Regions from separate parts of the Homo sapiens genome. Here region 2 is linked to region 1. The links are chromatin loops, found by intact Hi-C in ENCODE. Cell type or tissue: PC-9. All regions are shown on one strand. Each heading gives the region's core, and the rest is flanking DNA. Links, peaks and the distances in the headings are about the cores only. Region 1 overlaps LOC105371677 (a long non-coding RNA gene). Region 2 overlaps PTPRC (protein tyrosine phosphatase receptor type C).

The links. A loop is a pair of places that touch in the nucleus more often than their neighbours do. Peaks named below come from ENCODE experiments on the same cell type or tissue, not always from the same donor. Only the 100,000 strongest peaks of a DNase experiment are listed, where the experiment ranks them.
Region 2: it touches region 1 in a loop (9-fold over the local background); 4 of 110 quality-filtered maps call a loop at or near these places.

What each region holds. Positions count from the first base shown.
Region 1 is chr1:198,490,679-198,503,100 of GRCh38, forward strand. The region is part of intron 1 of LOC105371677 (a long non-coding RNA gene); the gene reads right to left. Among named protein-coding and RNA genes, the nearest start is that of ATP6V1G3, 44 kb to the right of the region's middle. In PC-9, for the core only: no CTCF peak of the experiment used is centred there; DNase peaks (open chromatin) are centred at 5,963 and 8,383; H3K27ac peaks cover 1,750 bases.
Region 2 is chr1:198,651,618-198,664,039 of GRCh38, forward strand. All of the region lies in intron 2 of PTPRC (protein tyrosine phosphatase receptor type C), which reads left to right. PTPRC-AS1 (PTPRC antisense RNA 1) reads right to left here. Exons shown (of 3, transcript NR_199042.1): 2 at 9,006-9,089; 3 at 5,936-6,204. Among named protein-coding and RNA genes, the nearest start is that of PTPRC-AS1, 9.3 kb to the right of the region's middle. In PC-9, for the core only: no CTCF peak of the experiment used is centred there; DNase peaks (open chromatin) are centred at 5,194 and 6,184; H3K27ac peaks cover 2,754 bases.

The DNA.
Region 1 (12,422 bases), core at 1,772-9,771:
TCACAAGTAACTTTTCTGGTAAGAAAATAGAAGAGTTCTGCCTTTTATAGGGTAGAGCCAAAAATCTCCTATACATGTGAGTGAGGCTATTATCATTTTACTTGCTGTGCTGTGGAGAAGTGATTTGGGTTTGGAGAGTAAGGACATAGTAGAGGTCCTCATTCAGAGTGATACTTTGTAACCTCTATGGTGAAAAAGGACAAATTTCCCCATAGCTTGTTATAATAAAAGGGATTCAGAAGCAGCTGTGCCCTCCTAGGCCCTGGAATGAAAGGGTCTGCTAGAAAGCACTGGAGCAAGTCTGATCAGCCCACCTGAATGCAGGGAGGCTCCTGGGGCTGAGGCCGGGAGGGGAGAGAACGCGGAAAGAGGAGGCTTTTTGAAGTGCGGGAGAAAAATAAAGAATATAGAATTCTGGTTGCAGTAGGAAAACAAAGGAAAACAGATACAATAGCTGAGGGTAAATAAGAGGTTGTACCAAGAGAGCAGCAGGAAGAAGATGGCTCATGAAGATAGAGAGCACTTCATGAGAGGGAGCTTTGTCTGAATCCCAGGATGAAAAGCCAAGAGGAGGAAAAGCATCATAGAACTGAATGGAGGGAAAAGCAAAGGAAAATGAGAACAATAGGCCTTCTGTAGACGGGACCTAGGCCCAGGACAGACAGAGGGAGGGCCATCTAGCCAGAGCCAAGGCTAAAGCTTCACACCTAAGAAGTAAGAAAGGAAACGAGCCTTCGAAGAATTCAACATAAAATTTTACAAAATTGGAGCCAGTACAGCTTAAAGTAGAAATATATTTTGATACTTTACTATATAGCCACTAGAGATGCAGCATATGAAACTCGGAAAGCAGAAAAACATGGTCTTCATTTAATATGAATCAAAAGGCTGAATATAAGGAGTAAAATTTATTTTAGACCCAGGTCCTGGATTTAGGATTTATAAGTGGCCAAAAATAAAAGATGCCTTCTGGACAAGATTATCATCAGAATAAAGATTTTCAAACTGTGCATATGTAAGGCATTTAAAGGATAACAGAATGGGTATTCTAACTTCTAGCATATGTCAAACACTGAATCTTACCAACTGTAGGAAGCAGGCAGGAAGCTCCTCCGGTGGTTGCCAGTTTTCCAAACAAGAAAAAGGAAATCACAAGGTCACATAACAAATGAGGCAATTTAGGCGATGTTCTTTGGAATTATGCACACTTATGTTTGAGTCCCTGTTTTAAAGTTGCTAGTTCTGTGACATTGAACGAATTATCTAATCTCTCTGGACTTTAGCTTTGTCACCTCAAAAATGGGAAGAATGGTACTTTTCTATATGATTGCTATGAAGATTGAAAAATGTGTATAAAGAACTTACTAAAGTGTAGGATTATACTATTGTTGCTTTATAAATATTGTTGAAAATGTGGAGTCAGACTAGGACCTGGAACTTCAGATTCCTACTCCAGGTTCTTTCAACCAAACTCTGCAGCTCAATATGAGACACAGATTGAAAACATGCTTATGGTTATGATAAAAAGATGAAAGAAGATCAGAAAGAAAATGTAGGAAATAGTTTTATAAAAGATACGAGAAGGTGTTTCAACTGAGACACAGGAAAAGATGATAGGAATAGTCCTAAAAATAACCAAAATGTGATCTGTGGATTTAAATATTTCCAAATGTATGAAATAGGATTGATCACTACTTATTTACATATGTATGTTAAAAGTACAATTCTATAATCATTACAAATTACTCAACCGATTTCGTGTTTGTGTTTATTAAGACAAGCCAAAAGGTGTATGTTGTGGGGAGTGGTGGGGAACTTATGCAAAATGCATCATGAGTGTTACAAACAGACAATGAAATTTTGCCCAGGTTGCCAAATTTTTAATAACAAAACAATTGGAAGACAATTACTATTTAAAATGTGAGCAGTTATTACAATGTAAATATAGGTTTTCTATATTTACATTGTATATTTATTACAATGTAAATATAGCCTATATTTACATTGTATATTTATTACAATGTAAATATAGCCTATATTTACATTGTATATTTATTACAATGTAAATATAGGCTATATTTACATTGTATATTCTATATTTACATAATATATTCTATATTTACATTGCATAGACCTCTACTTATAAGAAATTTAATAATATCCATTTTATTTTAACACTCAGAATACTTGTAGCACCCATCATTCTTTTGATTCTTCTCAACCTTCTGGACAAACATTCTCAAAACTTGCTTTTAAATTCCTAATCTAAGCATCCCTAATTCATCTTTTTAGTTACGTCTGTAGTGAGACATAAAAGACAAGACAACCACCAACATCCCTGGTATCCCAGATCATATAAATCACAGTTGAAAACTCAAAGCCAAGTTTGTGATTCATTAGATGTGCACAGAAACATCCAAGTTACTAGTTTCTTTGGAATTTACTAGAGGTTTTAAGGAAATGCTTAAGCTGAGCTATTGCACACACACCAAAGAAACTCAATATTTCAAGCTTTTGAAAAAGACATTGTGTTTCAAAGTGAAATTGTTATGGGATCCTTGGGGGTATTGCTTTTCTGGTCAGAAACCTCTGTGGATGGTGGCACCTTCACCCAAATTTTGCTTGGGCCCACTGGGCTTACTTGTTTTGGCAGGCTGTGCTTGGCTCACACTACTGTCCTGGATCCCATGCCTCTGAAGAGGCTAGAGCAGAGCAGCAAGGGTATCCGAGCGAGTGAGCATGGGGTCCGGCCACTGCGCACAGTCAGACACGGCTGCTGCAGTGAGGCGGGCAGCTCTAGGTGCCACCATAGGTGCTGGCTCATTGCAAGGCTACAGCAGGACCAGGCGCACCGCAAGCAGCATCCATGGCTGGCACTGTGGAATGTGGTGATGCCTGGATGCTTGGAGACTCCAGGAACCACAGAGCCCCAAAGGGGGAGTCACAGCCCTGGCTTGGGGAGCTCCCAGGTCTAGGCCCCTGAAGGGCCGCAGCACTTCTCTCCTTCTTGTTGCCCACAGATGTGGTGAGCAAGGGGCGTGTTTCAGCCCTGTTTGTGTTATAGCTCTTTTACCCTGCCATTCGGCAGGTCCCAAGTTCTTGTCCTGTACCCAGGAAGAGTGAGGTACAGCAGACAAGTGGTGGGTGAGCAAGATGAAGAGGAACTTTATTGATCAATAGAACAGCTCAGAGGAGACCCACAGTGGGCAGCTCCTCTCCATAGCCAGGGTGTCCTGACAAGTGTTTGGCTCTCAGCAGAGAGGGTTGCTCCTCTCTACTAGGCAGGTCATCCAACAAGAGTCCAGCTCTCAGCAGAGAGGTTAGTTTCTCTTTGCAGCTGGTCAGCCAATTGTCTCCCCATTGTCTCCCTATTGACTCTCCATCCTCTGCTTGAGCCTGGCTGAGTCTGGGGATTTGTGGACCTCAGAGGGGAGGAAGTACATGCCCATGGGCAGCCATGGGCAGACCCAGGGAAAAGGACCACAAGTTCCCCTCCTGGTCTCTGAAGACTGGTGCCCTGGACCCCAGGCTTCAGGCCCTCCCTGGTTTGAAGGTGGGGCTTCACTGGGGACCAACCCCCTTCTGCCCAGGAGCCTATCTGCCTCCTGCTCCTGTTTATGGCGCCCAGGCTGTTCATGCCAAGGGGTGCCTGCAGGCCAGCAACATGCTGTTCTCAACACCCCCTTGGCCTCCTTCCTGTGCTTGTTGTCGGCCAAAGTCTGGAGCGGGTTGAGGTGGCAATGAGCTGGCATATCAGTGTAGCCCCTAGCATGTGCATACCCAATCAGGCAGCAACAGTGCCTGCGCTACCCCCGAGTTTGCTTTGCTCTGAGATTGAAGCCAGCCTCAACAGCTGAGGAAGCCAGGCAGCAGGAGCAGGCACTTTTGAGCCTCTACAGGGTTAGGGGTGGGAGACTTCCTGGTTCCCAAGTGCACAGAGATGCCTGGGTCTGGAGCCAGCATGGCGGCTGTAGCTGCGCTGGGGAGCTCCCGCCCTGCGAACTTGGAAGCGGCAGAGCTACCGGCTCCATGGAGCCTGCAGCCCCAGCCGTGCCTCCTTGCTGCCTGGGGCAGGGGCTCCATGTCCTCGCTGGTCCCTTCTCTGCCTGTTCCTCTGTGCCAGACCAAGCTGCTGTCCCGCCGGTGGGTGGCTCGGCCCAGCCCCAACATGGCAGCTCTCAGGGCAGCAGGATCTCAGGGGTGACCTCCGGTGACTGTCTACCTCCTCCCTGCACCCTCCCCACAGCAGTGGCAGGCAAGAGTGGTGTCATGGGGCCAGGGTCCAAAGAGGCAGAGGCTCCGGTTCTGGGAGAGGGTCCCCCTGGCCACACGAGGGTTGGGATGGCGCAGGTGGATGCCTCAGGGACAGAGGGCACAGGGGTTCCAGTGCTGCCACTGCTGCTCTCACACCTGGTCCTGCTGCCACGGCCTACGCCTCCCCACTGCAGTCGGTGTGATGGCAGTGGCCACTTTGAATGGCCCGCCGCTGCCATAAAGATGTACTGGTAAAAGAAAACTTCCTATGATTTGGTTCCTGTAGAAATGCTAACAATGAGGTTCACAGTGAAAGGCTAAGATTTATTCTTTTTACCAATGGGAAAAAGGGGCCCATTTAATGGATAAGGGTAGTGAACCAAAGGAAGAGAGATGGTAAACAAAGTGAAAGATTTCTTCTTCTCTAACATTAATGTCTTAAAAACTTAGAAACTTGGCAGAAATCTATAGAAGATGAGCAAATTACTGATAAAAAAAGGATGGTATTAGAAATACATAACCCAGAAATCAGAAGTCTTGCTCATTTTTTCATGATACCAGAGAATAGTGATAGAGAATGCGATGCTGTAAAATATGAAGATAGAAAACATTCTAAAAAGGAGGAAAGTTGACCATAAAGAACAAAATAAATATGAATAGCTGCTGAAATGATTGATAGTGTGGATGGATTTAAAACACTCAATGTATAAATTGTATTAAAAATAGTAAAATGAGATAAGCTTTTGTAAGACAAGGTTAAGGTGACATATGGAGATAAAAAATTTGAACAAGGATAAAAGCACAGCTTTCAGACATCCTTAAGTATTTGTGGTGGTCGGTTTATAGGATTAAAGCTGACAGATTAGGAAAGAGAAGTTGTGAATAATGTCTTTAGAACGTTGCTCCAGAGAGAGAAAAGGTGCTCAGAGAGAGGAAAGAATGTGGGTTAATGCCACATGAAAGCCTGGAGAAGCCAATGCATTAACAGCAGACTGGTCTGGAAGTAAGGACCATGGTGGGATTGATGGAGTGGGAATGTTCTCTGGTCCAAAGTTCTCACTTTAGATTCTATGCACTTTTAAGCACCTATGCGGAAAATTTTGGTTTCTTGTTTCAGTGACAAGTAAATAGGGAAAGGTGAAATAATTCATCCAATTGATAAAGACTATAGTACTTATAAAAGATGATATAGAGAATTTAAAATTGGATGTCGATGACATGACAAAATATTAGTTTTCAGTTTTCAATTGGATCTTGTTTATAAAATTTTTACCAAAAAGAGCTAACAAAATGACATGGCCTAACCTAGACATTTATTCTGTTTTCTGGTTTTACATACCTCCCATCCCTTTTATTAGCAAATTCCTCCTTAACCTTTGAGGTCTGCTCAATTGCTACCTTCCTGGAGATGCCTTTCCCCTCTTGCTGCCGTGTCTCCACCTCTCCACTGCTGCAGCACTGCATCCACAGCGTTCCTATACTTCCATCATATTGTGGTACCATTTTCCATTCCCATGCTGGTTTCACATTTGATGAAGAATTTTTCAAGATAGGTAGACATGTTGTATTTTCTTGTTTATGTTTTTAATTCCAGCTCCTAGACTGGGTTCTAATTATCGTTGGTGTTTAATACTTGTTAACTGAATGAATAATTGTAAGAGAAATCATGAGCTTTGTGAAGAAGAATGCTTAAGAGATATTTATTTTATTTGCGGTTAGACAACTAAGGATGAGTCATACCAAATCAGCTTTTTTTTATGTTTTAATTTTTTTTTTTTTTTTTAAGCCATGGTCTTGCTCTTGCTCAGGCTGCAGTGCAGGTTTGACCTCCTGGGTTCAAGTGATCCTTCCACCTAAGCCTCCCTAGTACTACAGGTGTAGGCCACTGAGCCCAGCTTATTTTTTATTTTTTGCAGGGATGGCATCTCACCATGTTGCCCAGGCTGATCTTGGACTCCTGTACTCAAGCAATCTCCCTGCCTTGGCCTCCCAAACTGCTGGGATTACAAGCATGAGCCACCATGCCCAGAGTCCAAGTCAGCTTTGACAACCCCAGCTGCTGGCATAGGCACAGGAATTTTCCGTGATCCAGAGCAGCCAAGGTAGAATCTGGAGCTTTTGTAACTATGGCATCTTAGCATCTGTGGAATACATGAGTCCTGATAGGGGTTGTTAACTCCTAGTGGGCGTAGGTGAATCTTTGGGTATAAAGTACGTCCTGGGGCAACTATATGCCTCTGAGTATGGCTTTTCTTTAGTTCTCAAAATATGTGACAGTTCAATTCCTCGACACTTATTCTGGTTTCTGGTTACAATTTTGTTTTTTATTTGTCCCAAAATTACTCTAAGCCCTGGACTGTCTGCCTTGTGTTTGCTCTGAGCCCTAGACTGTCTGCTTTGTCTTTGTTGCCTCTTCACTGTGTCCACATACATACACATGCATACATACACATACACATACACATACACATACACATACACATACACATACACAAATGAGTTACTGCTTTATTCAGTCCTCACAGACAGAGCCCTGGGAGCATGACAGCTAGTGCCCAGAATCTCCAGCTGCCACCCTCCACTGAGCAGATTAGATTTTCAGAATCTAACTTCTCATCATGACCTCTGCTACTGCTGGTACCCTCATCCTTGCTGCCACCATCATCTCTTGCCGATAGCCTCCCAAGATTTCTACCAATAACTGTCCTTATCATGCTTTAGTTTATTTTCAATAGAGCAAAGTGATCCTTTGAACACTGAAATCAGACCATTTCACTCTTCTACTTAGATCGGATGACTCATCAGTTTATTCAGTGTGAAAGCCAAATTTCCTACCATGGGCTACATGCTGTAGTTTTATTTTTGAATGTCTCTCCTGCTAATCTCCCACTTCTCACTCTACTTCTACTTTTCTGACCTGTTTCTGTTCCTCAATCACACTAGGCATGCTCCCGCCTCAGGGCCTTTGCTTAAGTTGTTTCCTCTTCCTGAAAGCTCTTGTGTAGGCATGAGGGAGCTTAGAAGAATCCCAAATCTTCATGGCACATAAAAACAAAGATTTATATTTTGCCAAAGTTTCACCACCAATAGCTTTCCAAATTGTGCTAGGATTGTACCCAGGCCAAAGGATGAGCCCTTATCTGGACATTAAAAATCTAGTGGCAGATAAAAAGGAAATGTGGGAAAACATGAAAGAATGTGGCTCTTAAAGCTTCTTGGAAATGGATACATCATCCCAATCACATTTCTTTAGCTAAAAAAGTTGTGGGCAGGAATTTATGTCAATTGGTCAGGAATTTATAATCTCAAAAAGAGAGGCATGATATGTTTTAGACAAAATTGCAATCTATCATATGCCAAAAATCGCCTTGACCTCCTCTTCTTCAAGTTTTGCATGAATGTCACCTACACAATGAGGCCAACCATACTGAATAATACATCCTGCTCTACAACTTCTAGGAATTCTCATAACATTCATCACCTTCTAACTTGAAAATATAACTTAGTTTTTTACATTTTTTAAAACCTTGTCTTGTCTTCCTGCTAGAATATAAACTCAATGAGGTGAGGGATCTGGGACTGTTTTCCACTGTTGTATCTCAAGTAACTATGATCAAATACCTGGCAATATCTGTGGAATTAGTAAAGGAATAGATTTGAATATGAATATGACTGCTAAACTTAGATTGTCTTCAGTTTGTGGAGCCTGTTGGGATATGAAAATTTATGCCTGTGGCTGCATTTCCAAACAAAAAGTTACAGAAAAAGGAAAATTGCAAGAAATAAATTTAATTTTATCTAAGTCAAAAAGAGGTGTGAATCTTTTCTGATATGTTTCTGGAAGCCAGATTTTATGTGCCCAGAATCATGAATATTCTAAGGTTCACAGTAGGTTGACTAGAGCCATAGTTTCTATTTTCTGTTTTTTTATGGTGCTTACTTCTTCCATTTAAAATGACTCTAGCTCTTTCTCAAAAGTTTCAAGAAGCTGCTATGCCTGGCTATCAGCCCTGACCTGAACTCAGTAAATGAATAATCTCTAAGATAAGGTGTTGCACATTCTTCATTTTCATGTAGATGCTTTAGAAACCCTTCTGGGAACAGCATTCCTCTTTACCTGTGCCCCAGGCTTGCTTTAGGTGGAGTTGCCTGTCTGAGGCTGTTTAGTGTAGTAGATACTGGGTTATGAAATCCACAGGCATGAGCTTAAATTCCAGCTCCACAAATTTAGCTATGTAATCTTGGGAAAGTTTTTTCTAACCTTTTGAGGCCTCAATTTTTTGTTCTGTAAAATAGTGAAAATAATAACTTTGTAAGTAGAAGATTACGTTTCTTTAACAAAAATAGAAGATGAGGTGCAAACATGTAAAGCTGTTAAGAGGAAATAAAGAAAATCTAGTAAATATATAAAACCAAATAAATGGTGGAAAATAAAAAAGTTATTAAAATTATACTTGACTGTTAAAGTTATATATTGTATTATTAAAGGCATGAAAATGGGGAGAAATGGAATTATCCTAATAAAGGTATCTGTGGAGGCATTTAGTGAGACTTATGACCATTTGAATTAGGGGGAAATAAGATGCAAAAGGAAATTAGGAAATTAAAATAAAGCAAGTATATATTACTTCTATAATCAGGAGAAAGCTCCAGGGATTTAAAACCAATATAAGATGAATACAGTTTTAAAAAAGGAAAAAAATAACAAGATGAAACTAAAAAATAGAAAATAAAAAAACAATTGCTCTTTTTTGTGCGATGAAGGGGGAGATTTTCCTGTAAATTTTTTTGTGGCTGGCTCCTACTATTGTTACATCTGATGTAGGGATGGGAATATGTTGGTAATCCTACATAGCCACAGGAATGTCTGAGTGAGAAAATGGAATACAAATCTGGAAGAAATGATGAGCAGGACTAATCTACAATTGCCTTATGTTATAATGTGGTTCTTGAAGAAAGGAGAGGATCCCAGCAAACCAAGGTTGAATTTTGTATTTTATTTCCTATGTTATATGATCAGTGGAAATACAGTATTCCATTGAAACAAAAATGATATTATAAAAAAGAAAAGAATACTTGGCAACCCAAGAAAAGGACACGGTAATGAAGATGGCAGAGTGGAAGATGAAAGTCAACAACTTAAAAAGGAAAACCTGGAGACCCATATACAATTATCAAGGAACTCTGTATGTAGGACTTGAGAATTTCAAGATACTTGAAAGGTTCCCAGAAATAGAACTTGGAGAAAACAGAACTGTCTTGTGGAATATCTTATGTAAATTGCTCTTATGTAAACCAGCAGAGCTCTAAAGTAGAAGAAAAGTTGCTTCCTCAATGGAGATCATACTAGGCTCTTTATTTAGTTTTTGCTTTATATTTATAGAAAAATTGTGAGTTAGGCATTATTTATTCTGTTTTTTAAAATGAGTCAGTTCAATTTTGGAGAAGTATGGTGACTTGCAGAGGGCTAGCTTGTGTGATGTGACAGAGCCTGGATTTCAACTAAGAGATGTCTGACTTAAACATCTACTTTGCTTCCCAGTCCTCTACCCTGGCCTTTTAATAGACTATGAGAAAGGCCTCTGGAACCACCAAGGATGAAAAGAAAAACTGTTTGCAAATATATAGTAAAGAGATACTGTAAAGGATCTGTGAAGAGGAAGAAAAATGGCAAATACTGAGAATATTAAGAGTAGAGATATGGTCAAAAATAAAGACACACACACACACACACACATGAATAACTGACCAAAGGATAAAAATATACTGTAGAAGAAGAGGAATCAACTAGTAGGCCTTGCCTGTGAAAATTTTATTGGTTTTATTTGGTCAGTGATATGGTTTGGCTGTGTCTCCACCCAAATCTCATCTTGAATTTTAGTTCCCAGAATGCCCACATGTTGTGGGAGGGATCCAGTGGGAGATAATTGAATCATGGGAGCGAATACCCCATATTACTGTTCTCATGGTAGTGAATAAGTCTCACAAGATCTAATGGTTTTATAAAAGGTTTCCCCTTTCACTTGGCTCCCATTTGTTCTTGTCTGCCACCATGTAAGACATGCCTTTTGCCTTCTGCCATGATTGTGAGGCCTCCCCAGCCATGTGTAACTGTGAGTCCATTAAACCTCTCTTTCTTTACAAATTATCCAGTCTCAGGTATGTCTTTATCAGCAGCATGAAAATGGATTGATACAGTCAGAAAGGAAACATATGTAAGAATAGTTTATAATAAATCTTAGTAGTAATATTTTTAATAGTAGGAAATTTTAAGCTTTAAAATATAAAAGTTGTGCTACTTATTTTATAATTAATAATTCAGTAGAATCTACATGTATAGTGTCATCTCAATTTCATTCTTATGCAATTTTCTCCTTTCAGTGTCCCATACAGGACATACTCACATCTGACATGATCTCCTGTACTTTTTTTTCTGTCTCAAAAAGCACAAAAATATCCACCTTCACCAAAGTGTCTTAAACTTTTTATGTTATGATTGTGGTTAAAAATACATATCACTGGGCTGGGCATGGTGACTCACACGTGTAATCCTAGCACTTTGGGAGGCTGAGGCGGGCGGATTGCCTGAGCTCAGGAGTTCAAGACCATCCTGGGCAACAGGGTGAAACCCCGTCTCTACTAAAATACAAAAAATAGCCGAGCAGAGAGCATGCTCCTGTAGTCCCAGTTACTTGGGAGGCTGAGGCAGGAGAATTCCTTGAACCCAGGAGGTGGAGGTTGCAGTGAGCCGAGATTGTGTCACTGCACTCCAGCCTGGGTGACAGAATGAGACTCCATCTCAAAAAAAATAAATACATATCATGAAATTTACTCTCTTTAAACATTGTTAAGTACAGAATTGTTATCTATGTGCACATTGTTGTACAGCAGATTTCTAGAACTTTTTCATCTTGCATGACTGAAACTCTATGCCATTTGAATAGCAAATGCCCATTTCCCCCTTCCCCAGACCCTGGCAACTACCATTCTACTTTTCATTTCTATGAGTTTGACCTCTTTGATTACTTCATATAAGTGGAACCACGCAGTATTTGCCCTTCTGTGACTGGCTTATTTCACTGTGCATAATGCCCTGAAGGTTCAGCCATGGTGTAGCATATGACAGCATTACCTTCTTTTCTAAGGCTAATTAGTATTCCATTGGTGGTACATAATACATGTTGTTTATCCCTTTATCCACCAATGGACATTTAGGTTGTTTATACATCTTGGCTATTGTGAAGGATACTGCAATGAATATGAAAGTACAAATATTGCTTCAAGATCCTGTTTTCAATTTTTTGGATAAATACCAAGAAGTGAGAGTGCTGGATCATATTTTGGTTCTTTTAAAAATTTTTCGAGTAACCTCCATACAGTTTTCTATGGTGGCCACACCATTTTACATTCCCACTAACAATCCTCATCAACACTTTTTATTTTCAGTTTTTTTTTTGTTTCATTCTAACAAGTGTGGTGTGATATCTGATTGTGGTTTTGTTTGCAGTTTCTTAATACTTTATGATGTTGGAATTCTTTCCATATACCTGGTAATCATTTGTATGTAGTCTCAGAAAAATGTCTATTTAAATCCTTTGTGCATTTTTAAATTGGCTTTTTTTCCTGCTATTGAGTTGTAGGCATTCCTTATATATTTTGGATATTAACCCCTTATCAGATATATGATGTGATGTTTAATTTTAGATGCCAACTTGACTGAATTAAGGAATACCCAAGTAGTTAGTAAAGCATTATTTCTGGGTATGTCTATGAGGGTGTTTTTAGAAGAGATTAGTATGCCAATTAATGAATTGAATAAAGAAGATCTGAACTCGCCCAGCATTGGCAGGCACCATCCAATTTAGGCTGAGGCCACCTAGATAAACAAAGAAGCAGAGGAAGGCAAGTTCATGCTCTCTCTCTTCTGAAACTGAACACCCATCTTCTTCAGCCCTAGATACTAGAAGTTAAGGTTCTCTAACCTTAGGTTTCTGGAGCTTGCACTGGAGACCCCAGTTTCTCAGGGCTTTGGTCTCAGACTGAGAGTTATACCATTGGCTCCTCTTGTTCTCAGGCATTTGGACTTGAATGGAGCCATGCTACTGGCTTCCGTGACTCTCCAGCTTTCAGGCCAGAATACTGTGGGACTTCACAGCCTCCTTAATTAC
Region 2 (12,422 bases), core at 1,429-9,428, 160 kb after region 1:
GTGCCAGGCACTTCTGTTAACATTTTATAAATGTTATCTCATTTAACAAGCTCATGTCATTGTATAGTCTAGCTTATACTTGTCTTTAACATAAGCAAATTTGTTAATTTGTGTTTCCTGATATTATCATAAAATTTACTGGTTGTCATATCCTAAAAGGGAATAGTTCAATTTAATTTTCCTTGTTCTAATTTTAAATACAGTACTAAGGTTGAGAAAGAAGGGGTCAGGAAAGGGAAGTAACATTGAGTGTCTCGTGTGCCTGGCACTCCATATGATGCTTCAATGCACACCAGGCTATTCAGCCTCAGATTTGTTTCTACATTGCTTCTAGTTCTACAGATTATTCAACGAATGTACAATCCTTGGTCACTAGTCTTAATAGGGAAAACAGAATTATGGTTAAAACAAAAGAGTAAGTAACTTAAATATGATCTATCGGTATTTATTTTGTATTATGATATTTTGCTTAAGTTGAAAAAAGGGCGCATCAGGTGTTTTGGCAGTTTACTGTGATCTCAATAGTGAGAATGTATTGAAAAATCTCAGTACAGGAGAAAGCTGTGCAGCTTTCTCTTCCTGTCGCTGCTTAATTTTCATGTAGATATAAAGCCGCAGTTTAAGCACATCTGCTTAATCCTTATTTAAAAGACTAGGAGAGAACTAGAAAGGGAGGGAGGGAGAGGAGGGGAAGGGGGAAGAGATTGAGAGAAATCTCTCCCATATAACACAAACACTGTATTAGTGTGTGAGAAGCAGATAATCGTGCATGTAGGCACTATCATTTGTGAAATCAGAAAGCATAATTTACTCCCAATGCTGAATAATCTAGTTGTGTGTAAGCACCAGAGAGATATTTAAATACCTATCCAATAAAAGATAATAAAAGCCTAGCAAACCTAAGTAATCCATTTTCAGATGTTAATCCAATTACGTAAACAAATATTACCCTTTTTTTTTTTTGGTCATTGTTTCAAGGATAAAGTGTAAATGAAAGAAATAGCATTCCATCTAGGTAAAAGAGGAATCAGCATCATTGAAATGTGAATAGCTGTGATTCCTCCTTGCTGAATGGTAACTTTAGAAGAGAGGGAACCCAGGAGTCCATCCAGAGGCTCAAGGAATAAGAGGTTCTCACCCATAGGAAGATGAAAAATACTTTCAGGGTGACCCATGAGGGAAAATCACCAAAGCCTTTGAAATAAAAGATTTTCCCTTTTCTAAGAATAAAAGATGGTGTTATGTCAAGGGCGGCTCGATGGTGTGGATGAAAGAACTATTGGGAATGGCTACTGAAAGATCAAAGGCAAGTGGAACCTCAAAATTCTGGAAGTAGAACGAGTCAGATACAATATAAGAAGTACTTCAAAGGCAAGAAAATAAGAATAATAAAAATACCTTTAGTTGTCAAATGTAAAATTTGTGCCAGTTTTGTCACATTCCATTTTTCAGGAACACTGTAAAGGTATTTTCTATTAATATCAATTTAACTGTACATATCTTCCCATCTATCTTAATTAGTCACTTTTCAAGAACAAATGTGTTATGCTCAAAGCATCCAAAGGACTTTTTTGTTAGCCTTAATAAAATGCTTTCTCTTAAACTAAATTTTAATTTAGTTTACATGTCTACGTATAAGGTGGTTATAGAAAATGAATGTAAAATCACTTCATTAAGTGTAACAAAACAAAATAATATGAGGAATTGTTATACTGTTTAAGCATTTGAAAAACGATAAAGGAGTATAGAAATTTTGTTACCACTACTATGATTAGTTTCTCATTTGGTTTTTCACTTTAAGAATTGGAATAAAAGTTGAAATCTTGATTAAAAAAACAAGAAATGATTCACAAATTATTTTACAAATTGAAATACTGAAATACAGAATGTTCAACCACTGTCAACATGAACTCCTATTCTGTAATTAATCTATTCTATAAACATCTGTATTTGCTAAAGAGCAACAGATCAAGGAAAAGAAAAAATAATCCTTGCCATCCATAGAGCCATGATTTTTGTGGAATCTTCGCTCCAGTTTAAGTTTTGTCAGTGTCTGGAAGAAAATACTTCCCATGGATCATCTTTTTGCTAAAGAGTATTCTTTACATTTTAAAACATATGAATATTTACATAAAGGTGTTTGTGGAAAAGGAAATTATGTGCCTTTTATTTTAATTCACCCATTATTCTATTCCACATGTAAAGTAGAAAATACTACTTTAAGACAAAAGTAAAGCATTATTTATTTAAAGATCTATTTTGTCCATGAATTTTATCAGAGGTAACGCTTCTTAATGTTATTCAGTGCCATAACTTGCCTTTTTTCTAGGCCTCCATTTTATGAACTGAACATCTGGATTTGATGGCAAGAAAACATTTCCTTCCGCTGGCTTTTCTAATAACTCCCTCTTACAGATATGCATGCCTCATGTTTGTTAATAAAATTGACGTGATTTTAATATCTGGTATTTTAACACACTGTGAATTATGGAATTTTCAGTGGCTTTATTTAATTAAATGCATTTTAAAATCCTTACAAAAAAATATTAAGAGTAACTCTAAAATGTATTAGAGCCACAGATGTTTTCCTTTATAGTGTTAATTGATTTAAGGTCCATCAAAATGCTGTTAAAATGTCTAGAGGTTAACAATAACAGTGGCACATGGGTCAGATTAAAATTCTTTTTGAGTAAAATAAATAAATAAATGACAGCTTATTTTCTTCTGATTTAAAAAAATTAGCTAGTGGATTGAAACAACAATGTGATAGCTAAGATTTCATTCTCTCACTTTATAATGAAAGGAGATTTAAAATTAGGGATTATATGGTACACGAAAAATTTATATACACAGATTACAAGTACTAGTTTTTTTAGTGAAGAAAAGACAACTATATATTTTCTCTTTTTATCTGTTGTCCTATTTTACAATTGTAGCAATTAATCTGCCAAACTCTTTAATCAATAAAATATGGTATTTAACAACCAAATTTGGCCCCTCCCTCCCCTTAAATATATTTCCAATGCTCCTTGCTCCATTTTAAACCTGCTGTCCTTTATAAGAGAATAATATATTTTGTAATTTGAGAAAATCATGCAAAGGAAAGTTTCTCAAAATTCACATTAATATGTAATAATAGTAATAAATATGTATAACCATAATATCTTAGAATTTTACAATATTTTATAGAAAACATGAATATTAAAGTGAAAATTTAAACACATCAATTTTTCATGTTAAAATTACTAAGAATGAACTACAGATTCATGAATACTAAGGGCAACTTTTATCTCAGGAAATATATCAGTGGACTGAAAATGTCAAATCAATTCAATTAAATCAGTAATAACACTTTGCTGTTTATGTGGCTGTTTTTTCTTCTATTTTTATTGTCTTAGATTGCATGGATACAATCAAAATAAGTTAATTTGTATACAGGATATAAATGGACCAGAGAATGTGTCTTCTATTAAATAATAACAAATAAGAATACCTTTTATTTTGTGATGGTCTTTACTATTTACTGAGAGACAAGTATTGTTCAAGTTGCCGGTTTTTTTTAATTAGCTGACATATTTCCTGCTTTTATTTGAGTTAGAATTCCTGTACCAAACATTTTAAAAAGAGAAAAAAAATTAAAGAAAGAGAAAAGGAATTTGGAAACTACTATAATGTAAAGTAGCATTATTTATACAACAATTAATTTTAGAGAAGCAAGAGACCTTAGAAATAATCTATTTCAACGCATCTATTTTACAAAAAAGAAAATTGAAACTCATAGATATTTAGTGACTTGTCCTTTGTTACACCAAAAATGAGGGAACTTGGTCTAGAATTCCTCCAGCATATTATGAGGTATTTGTTCTGTGGCCTGATACAATGAAATGAATGTTGGATTAGGCATTTTGGGACAAGTTTTGAATCCTAACTCTATTACTAATTCCTCTTCACTAGACTGAGATTCTGGTATGTGGTATTCAATAAGTGACTTGACTTCTTTAAGCCTGGTTTCTTTTTCAGTGAGATTTACAGCTTAGACTAGTTTCTGAATCTTGACCCTGTGGACAATCTAGTTGGAGAACTGAGATGACCTGGGCATTGTAGGATGTTTAGCAACATTCCTGCCTCTGTAAACTAGACACAGCAGCACATTTACCCAACCTGCTCTGACTGTGACAACCAGAAATGTCTCCAGGCATTGCCAAATGTCAACTGAGGGCAAAATTGCCTACCCTAGCCACCTTAACTGAAAACTACAAACTTCATTGAAATAATTTCTTTATGGCTCCCAGCAGTAACACTGTGCTATTCTAGACCAGTTGGTTAAACTACTGGATGCTTCATCAGAAAGCACCCACTAAGCATCACTCACCATGAAGTTCGTTGGGTACTCTATACAATGAACAAAGGAGATATCACATAATTTTTAAAAAACTTAAAAGATTCACAGGTGAGAATTTTGTAGTAACAATTAAGTATTAACTATTAGAAAAATTTAAGAAGTTTTAACAAAATGATATAAAAATATATTCACTATAAGTAGGATGTAATTTTTGTCCTGTAAGAGTTATCCATGTATTTACGAATTGTACCTACCAGAGGTTACAAAAATTTGGTCATTATTTGAAAGATTAACAGGGACTTATTTCCAATCATAGATGTTCACTATACTATTCTAAGACATTTGCAACTGTGTAAGGCAGTCATTTCCAGTAAGAATTGCTAGAACAAACATTAAGCATTTCACAGTGAAAAGGGTCATAGGTATATTTTCATCCTTTGCATATAGAAGAAATAGCAATCTATTATTCTCAGTTTTTGACTTAAAAGGTATTGTTGCTTCCCTTTCTTTCCCTCCCCTACTCAAGTTTTTGCCCATGGATCCAGATACCTACAAGGGCCTAATACAGGGAAAGTGCACTGTGTATGAGCTATGAAGGCACAATGGAAGCTTGCCTGGCAATCAGTGCCAGAACAGACAGCTAGTCTGATGAATTCTGCTACACATCACAGGGCTACTAGTTTTTTGTTTTTTGTTTTTTTTTTTTTTGTCATACATTACTGCAAGTTCCCTGAGGAAGTTTACTGATCTGTAGTTTTACGAGAAATGCACGTCATGGAGGTGGCGTGGGGGAGCGGGTGAACAAGGAAACTTTAGTTGCTATAAAACAGGAGCTGAGAGCTCAAGCAGGTTGGTTATGTTCTGCCAGATGGAGATAAAACTGTGGCAGCCACATCCTGTGACTAGAAATTGTTTAAGTAGGCAGACCTGTTGGAGGACTAAAGAACATTAGGCAAGGAGATTAAATTAGTGTAGGAAAAAAAATCAGTTTTGTTTAAAACGAAATATCTACTTGTGTTAATAGAACATTCTAACTCCACCATAGGATGGAATCAAGAGGTTTTTTTTTTAATACATATAGTGTATATATATAAATATATATATACACACACACACACTGTATGTATTCCTATGTAGATTAAATATTTTGATTTACCTCTTTCTAGTAAAGCAAAGTTCATTCTGAAATCCAAAATATTCACTTACTAGAGCAGAAAAAAATTAGCTGTGCATTTATGCTGATCACAGTGTAGATAATTAATCTTTAAGAAAGTAGGTTTTTATGTTTATAGTTGATAAAGTGTTAGTGGCAAGAACTTTTTCTGTTATTGAATATTATCATCAGATTACTCGTGCTTTCCATTTTATTCCTTTAAAAAAATCCAACTTTTGTAAGCCACCACTATTTTCTGAAGATTTTATTTCTCTCTAAGCTAAGAAAGGATGTCAAGAATAAACCATTTTCTCCTTTTAAATAAAAATGCATTCACTATAGATATTCATTTGAAATCTCAAACATACCTGAATTAAGTATACTCAGTTTTGTGAGTGAAAATTAATTATTATTTAAAACAAAACAAAACAAAAAAAATGTTCAGTGTTTTCATTTTACTTCTCTTGCTGCTTTTGGGCTCTGACTGGGCCCGGAAGCAGAAGTTGCAAAACATTATGAGAAAACTTTTGCTCTTTTCTTTTTTTTCTTCAATCTCCACCCATATGGAAATACCAGAAATCTGAAACCCCATTCTTGCTAAATATTCTTCTCAGGATTGTATCTCTACTGCAGGTCTTCTATGACGTTTTACAGCTGGCCTCTTTCCATTCAGAATTGCTGTTCATCTTTGAATGTCTCTGCTTTACTCCTGAATGAACACAAACACATTTTTTTTAGGTTTCTTGTTGACATTGGCTTTCTTTATAGCCCATAAAAAATGCATTTGTGGCATCTCTTCCACAGACAAAAATAGTATAATTATGATTCAATACTCGATGAATGTGTGTTAAACTAAACTGTGCCCAAGCTCTGTGCAACAGTACAGGTTTTTCACCTTTCCAGGGGAGAGATGTGGAGCACATATACATTTCAGCCATCCTACATGCCCACAGGGACATCTTTCTGGTCTGTCTCATTGGAATACCCTTCCTTATTTGGTTTTTAGTTTCTTTCTGCTTTAAGCACCTTTCAGAGAGAGAGAGATGTTTTCCTTTGTCTTTGTATAGGCAGTGCCTATCGTTACAGAGTAGCCTTTAAATACATATTTGTTGAATTAATAATGATACACATGAACTGATGAGGCTCTATAATTCTATGAGATAATCTGGTATCGTGGGAATATTTTAGCATGTTTTGTATAGATAGACTGACACTATGACTGGTAATCTGATAGTAAAAATGGCAAAATATTGAGCCTGAGTATTATTTTATTATGTTGCTTTCTTATACAAGGAGGGAATAAAATAAAGTGATGTGGACTGTAATTGTGCTCATGAAAGACACAATGTATACATACCTCCTTGAGACGGAATGATAAGGATAACGTAGAATGTTTACCATGATTTATCAGTCTCTCCTATATAAGAAAAATATTTCTTGTCCTGAAGTGGTAACTTTGGTGAAGTCTTTTGCTTGCTCTTTTACAGACTAATTAACAAGTTTTCTATGCCGGCTCTGTCCTTTCCTCTCCTCTCACCCCTGAAAAGTGGTTAAAAGTTTGGCATTTGTTACCCAGAATACTAAATGTAACACATATGTGGCAAGATTTGATGGAATTGCACTTCTGTTCTTATTATGTTCCTTTCTGGAAAATTATGACAATTTGTGTCCCCTTAGAGAGTGTAGCACAGTTTTCTGGTTGCTCCTCATGATAATCCAAAAAAAAAAATCCAGCTAACCCTTACCTTTTAGAGTAAGAATCTTTAGAAGAAAGAGTGCTTTCATCAAATCATTTGAGAACGTTAAGTTGAATAACTGATACGGTACTACCCTACAGACATGCGCAGGAAGTATCTGCATTTCTGTGGCGTTCTGCTAAGGAAAAGAATTTTCTTTCCAGACAAGATTTTTCAAAATCATATTTTAAAAATATCTTAATGATGAATTTGAAGTTGAGAACCAACTTATTTCAAGTAAAATTAAAATTTTGAGAGATAAGAGAATATACTTTTTTTAAGGTTAGAACTCAGAGGCCATTATGACAATTAATGGGCTAGTGGAGACACCTGGTCTCTAAGAAGGAGACACCAGCTTCTTCATGTTTTGATTTCTGCCTTGTTCTCTTGTCTGTCACCACTAGACACATACTATTTTATAGTAATTACTTGCATATTTTGTAGAAAAGGCAGCTGTGTTTTCTACAAATATTTCACAAATGTTAGTATTGCTCTATGCCAAGGAACAGAAGACAAATTTGTGGAAAAGATACATGTGGCCCCTCCCCAGGTGGGATTTCTTGTGTAGGCCCCATGCAGTGGAGGGACAGAGGGGGCCAGTGCTCATTTTGAGGACACGATAGTTCGGACTGTCTGAGGAAATCGACAGTGTGTGTTTAATGACCAAACCAACATGGCTTTGAAGAATACATATATATTTTTTTTTTTGCTTTTTTTTTTTCATTGCCCAGGCTGGAGTTCAATGGCATGATCTCAGCTCACTGCAACCTACGCTTCCCAGGTTCAAAGAATTCTCCTGCCTCGGACTTCTGAGTAGCTGGGATTACAGGCATGCACCACCATGCCTTGCTAATTTTGTATTTTTAGTAGAGACAGGGATTTTCTATGTTGTTCAGGCTGGTCTCGAGCTCCCAACCTCAGGACCTCAGGTGATCTGCCCGCCTTGGCCTCCCAAAGTATTGGGATTACAGGCGTGAGCCACTGTGCCTGACCAAGAATATTTTTCTTAATTTTTCTGTAAAACTAGTTGTTTTAGTTTTCAAAGAAAGATATTTTGGTAGTTTTTCTTTAAAATGCATATCATCATACAGAAATCATTGTCCACGTATATGGACATATATATCTATATAAATAGATTATATCTATATAAATATATAGATATATTTGTCCATATATATGTCCATATATATATATATATATATATATATATATATATATATGATCTTTTTTTTGATATAGTGTCCTAGACCTGGAATTCCTGTGTTAAAAAATGAAAACATTTTCAGTCTCTTCATATATATTGACAAATGGCTTTCAGAAAAGTTGTTTCCTCTATTCTCTTCCTAACATTGTATGAGTTTCCTTTCACATACTTTTGTCAGAGTTTAATTTTATCATTTTCAAAAGTGTTACTTTTATAAAAACTGGTATTTCTTCAATTTACCATTTTGTGATTAATTTAATTTTTACTGTGTTCAGGGTTTTATCATATGCTTATTATTTACATTTCCTTTGTGAATTGTGTTCCTATGATTTGCACATTTATCTTTTGTGCAGCTGTGTTTAAATTTTGAATATAAAGTTATATGAAAGAGGAAATATGTAATTTACATAAACACACCCAAATATATGTGTGTGTGTGTGTGTGTGTGTGGTGTGTGTGTGTATTCTGTGTTGAAATAAATGGTAGAACCAGGACAACAGGTAGAGGTTATGAGGTTGTCATCTGTGACACAGTCTAGAGGAGAAACTGTGTGGGCATCTATCAACTTACCTTTTTGAAAGAATCTTAACTATTAGTTTCTGGAATATTCAGAGAAGACTTGTAAGGCCAACATGGACTCTAGTTTCCATCCTCCTGAGAAGACATTCCATTATGAAATCTAAGTAACTTTGACAGCAAACCCTTCAGTCTTATCATTTTCATTAGATAATCTACCACCAACACAATGATCCAAAAATGCATTATATTCTTGCACTGGAGTTCTTCACTTTTTGCTTCACCCCAAAACTGCCGCTCCTAACCACATGCTTAGCTGCTAACTTTCACACCAGGCTTATGAGAACAGTATTTTCAGTAAGCTCTCTTTTCAATTCCTTTCACAATGGAGCTGCAGAATCTTTGAGTTGAAAGAAGCCTTAGAGGTGACTAGGATCAATGTATATATATCCCTCTTACCACACACACTCACTGAATATTTTCTAAAAACTACATTAAGAAAAAAAGAAAAGCCTAATTTAGTGCTGAACTGCTGAAATATTTTGAAATTTGTGGTTTCAAAATCTTAACACTGTTAATTGAAACCAATGTTTCTCATGCCTTTTAGTCTCTGGACTCCTTTTTAAACATTCTTAAACATAAACCTAATTTTTAGCATAATTGTGGAATATAAAGAGGTTTTGTCTATGTGGGTTATATATATTTATTGTAAAATAAACTAGATAGAATTTTAAAATATTTAATTATTTATTAAATAATAATAAATCAATATATTAATATAAATAGCACATATTGTATGAAAAACAACCAGATATTATAAAACAAAGATTTAATAGGAATAGTGTCACTTTTTTGCATTTTTACAAATCTTTTAAATGTCTGTCTGAATAATAGATAGCTGGATTCTCATATATGCTTTAATATTCTCTATCTGTTGTAATATTATATACCATATAGTTTCTGGAAACATTAATTTTCTACTAATGAGAGAATGAGAGAGAAGAAGAAAAATAACTTCTTAGTACTGTTAGGTAAATAATAATACTCATAACACTTAATTAATATTATTTTGACCTTGAAGAATCTTTAAAAGGTTCTTGGGGACTATCTTGAGTCTCCAGAAAACACTGAGAACCACTGATACGCCAACAAGATAAAATTCTTATCCTTACCGCAGCATGGAATAGGACCATACTTTCTTCCTTATAATAATACTTCAAGTATTTGAATGTATTTATTGTATTTTCATCTATACTATTATTTTTTAGGACAAAATAGACTTCTTTAAGTTTTCCGTATTTGACACATTATCTTGCTCCCTTCCCCACTACCTACCTCCGGTTAGCCTCCTCTGAATACTCTTGGATTTCAATTTCATTTATAATGTGTGATATTCTGGACTGGACACAGCACTTCAGGGACCTGGTATCTTGAATCAACAAAGACTTGTCTTCCAAACGATGGTGATTAAGAAGCCACCATGTCCAACTGGTCAGCCAGTTTTTATATTGTACAAATCAGCAATCTCAGAGTCAACCTAACCAGATTTAGGCAAGGCACTTCCATGATGTATTGATGTATTGGCTATTTTATTAATAGTAATATCAATAAAAATAATCATTAAGATAACTGATAATATTCAGGACTTCATATGTGCTAGATGCTATGTTTAATGCATACATTTATTCACTCTTCTAATTCTTAACAACTTTATAATGTATATGTATTTCTTATTCTTATTTTATAGATAAAGAATCTGAGGCATGGAAAATGTAGGCAATTTATTTGAGATTACAGAGCTAATAAGAGGCAGAGCCAATGTTTGATCTGAACAACTTGATTCTAGGATCATTTTGGCTGGGAATTTTCTGAGAGCTGTGTGTGTGTGTGTGTGTGTGTGTGTGTGTGTGAGAGTGTGTGTGTATAAACATGAGACCATATTAGTATATACACAAATGTCAATATATATTTTAAACTGGAATGTTTTAATAGAGTGGCTTATATGATAGAAATAAGAGAAATAGAGGAGGATGGAAAGGGACAAAAAAAGGGAAAAGTAATTAGGAATATTGAAAAACCTAAAATGTAGTTCTCTCCATATTCTGGATACTCCTGCCTTTTTCTTCCACTTTCCACACATTGACCAGTATTCCTTTCTCCTTTCCTAAAATAGTTTTACAGATACTATAGATACCCTTAGCTATTTGACAGTTATGTTTCTGTTCTTTTAACATGTCTGCTTCTATAACTGTCACACTTAAATGTTTTCATAGGAATCATGAAAACTATAGTTTTTCCTCCAACGTAAGGATCTCATATCACGCTTTCATTCTGAACTAACCATTCCCTCTCTGCAGTTGATGTAACTGTGCCATGTGACCATTGTACACATGTGGGAGGGAGGAGCTGAATTACGCCTGACCCCTGGCCAGAGCAAGAGCTACTGGCCAAAGGGGAGATTGAGCATCTGTGTTGTACTTCCCACGTCTCTTCACCTAGGAAGTGCAATAGATTTCTGACGAGTCTATGATTACCCACTGATGAATAAAGACAATCTCCCTGCACAATTGCACTGCAGGCAAGACTGAACTTATGACCACCACTTCTGTGTAATTTTGAATTTCTTAGACCTGAACCCTGCTGAGTACACCTGCTTCCCTCTATTCCTTGCTGAAGTTCATTCTTTTCAGTGCGTTAATGGAGCCAAACCAAGCTGGTGGTGGTAACAATTTGAATAATAATAGTCTTTAACTTTTTATCTTTTGAAAAATAGAATTCTCAGGAGCACTTTTAGCTATAAGATTCCTTCATCCAATTAAATAAGCTTTAAGCTTCATGAAAAGTGTAAAAGGGCACAGGTGCATTTGTGGAAATAGAAGGAAGCAATCTTGAGCCTGAATACATTGAGGTACTGGCAAGCTTCTGGAAGTAGTTGAAGAAGACTTCAGTTAGAAGCTTGGTCAAATGGACAAAGCCCTGACCTGGACATTGGAGACCTGTAGCCACCTTCTGAATCCACAGCTGACCTAGTGGCCTTGATATATAATATTGATTGCAGGATAGTTTTGTGATGGTTAAGATTGCAGGCTTTAATAACTAGATTTCTTGGATTTAAATCCCAACTCTGCCACTTACTGCTTTTCTCTGGGAAGAGTGATTAACCGCTTTGTGCCTCAGTTTCCTTATCTTTAAATGAAAATAATTTGAGTGCATACCTCACAGGTACTAAAGAATAAATGATTGGAAAATAAACATTATTGAATATATGTTAGTAATTATTATTTTCATTGTTATGCTATTATTATTTTTATTATTAATGTATGACATCATGTTACCTGCCTAACAACAGAGTATTGAGACAAAAGCAAAATATTTTTTCTATATTAATAATCATAATAAACACCACTAATGTTTCCAAACTATACTTTTTTTTAACCCTACATGCCTTTAGTTCATGGAAAGAAAAGTATG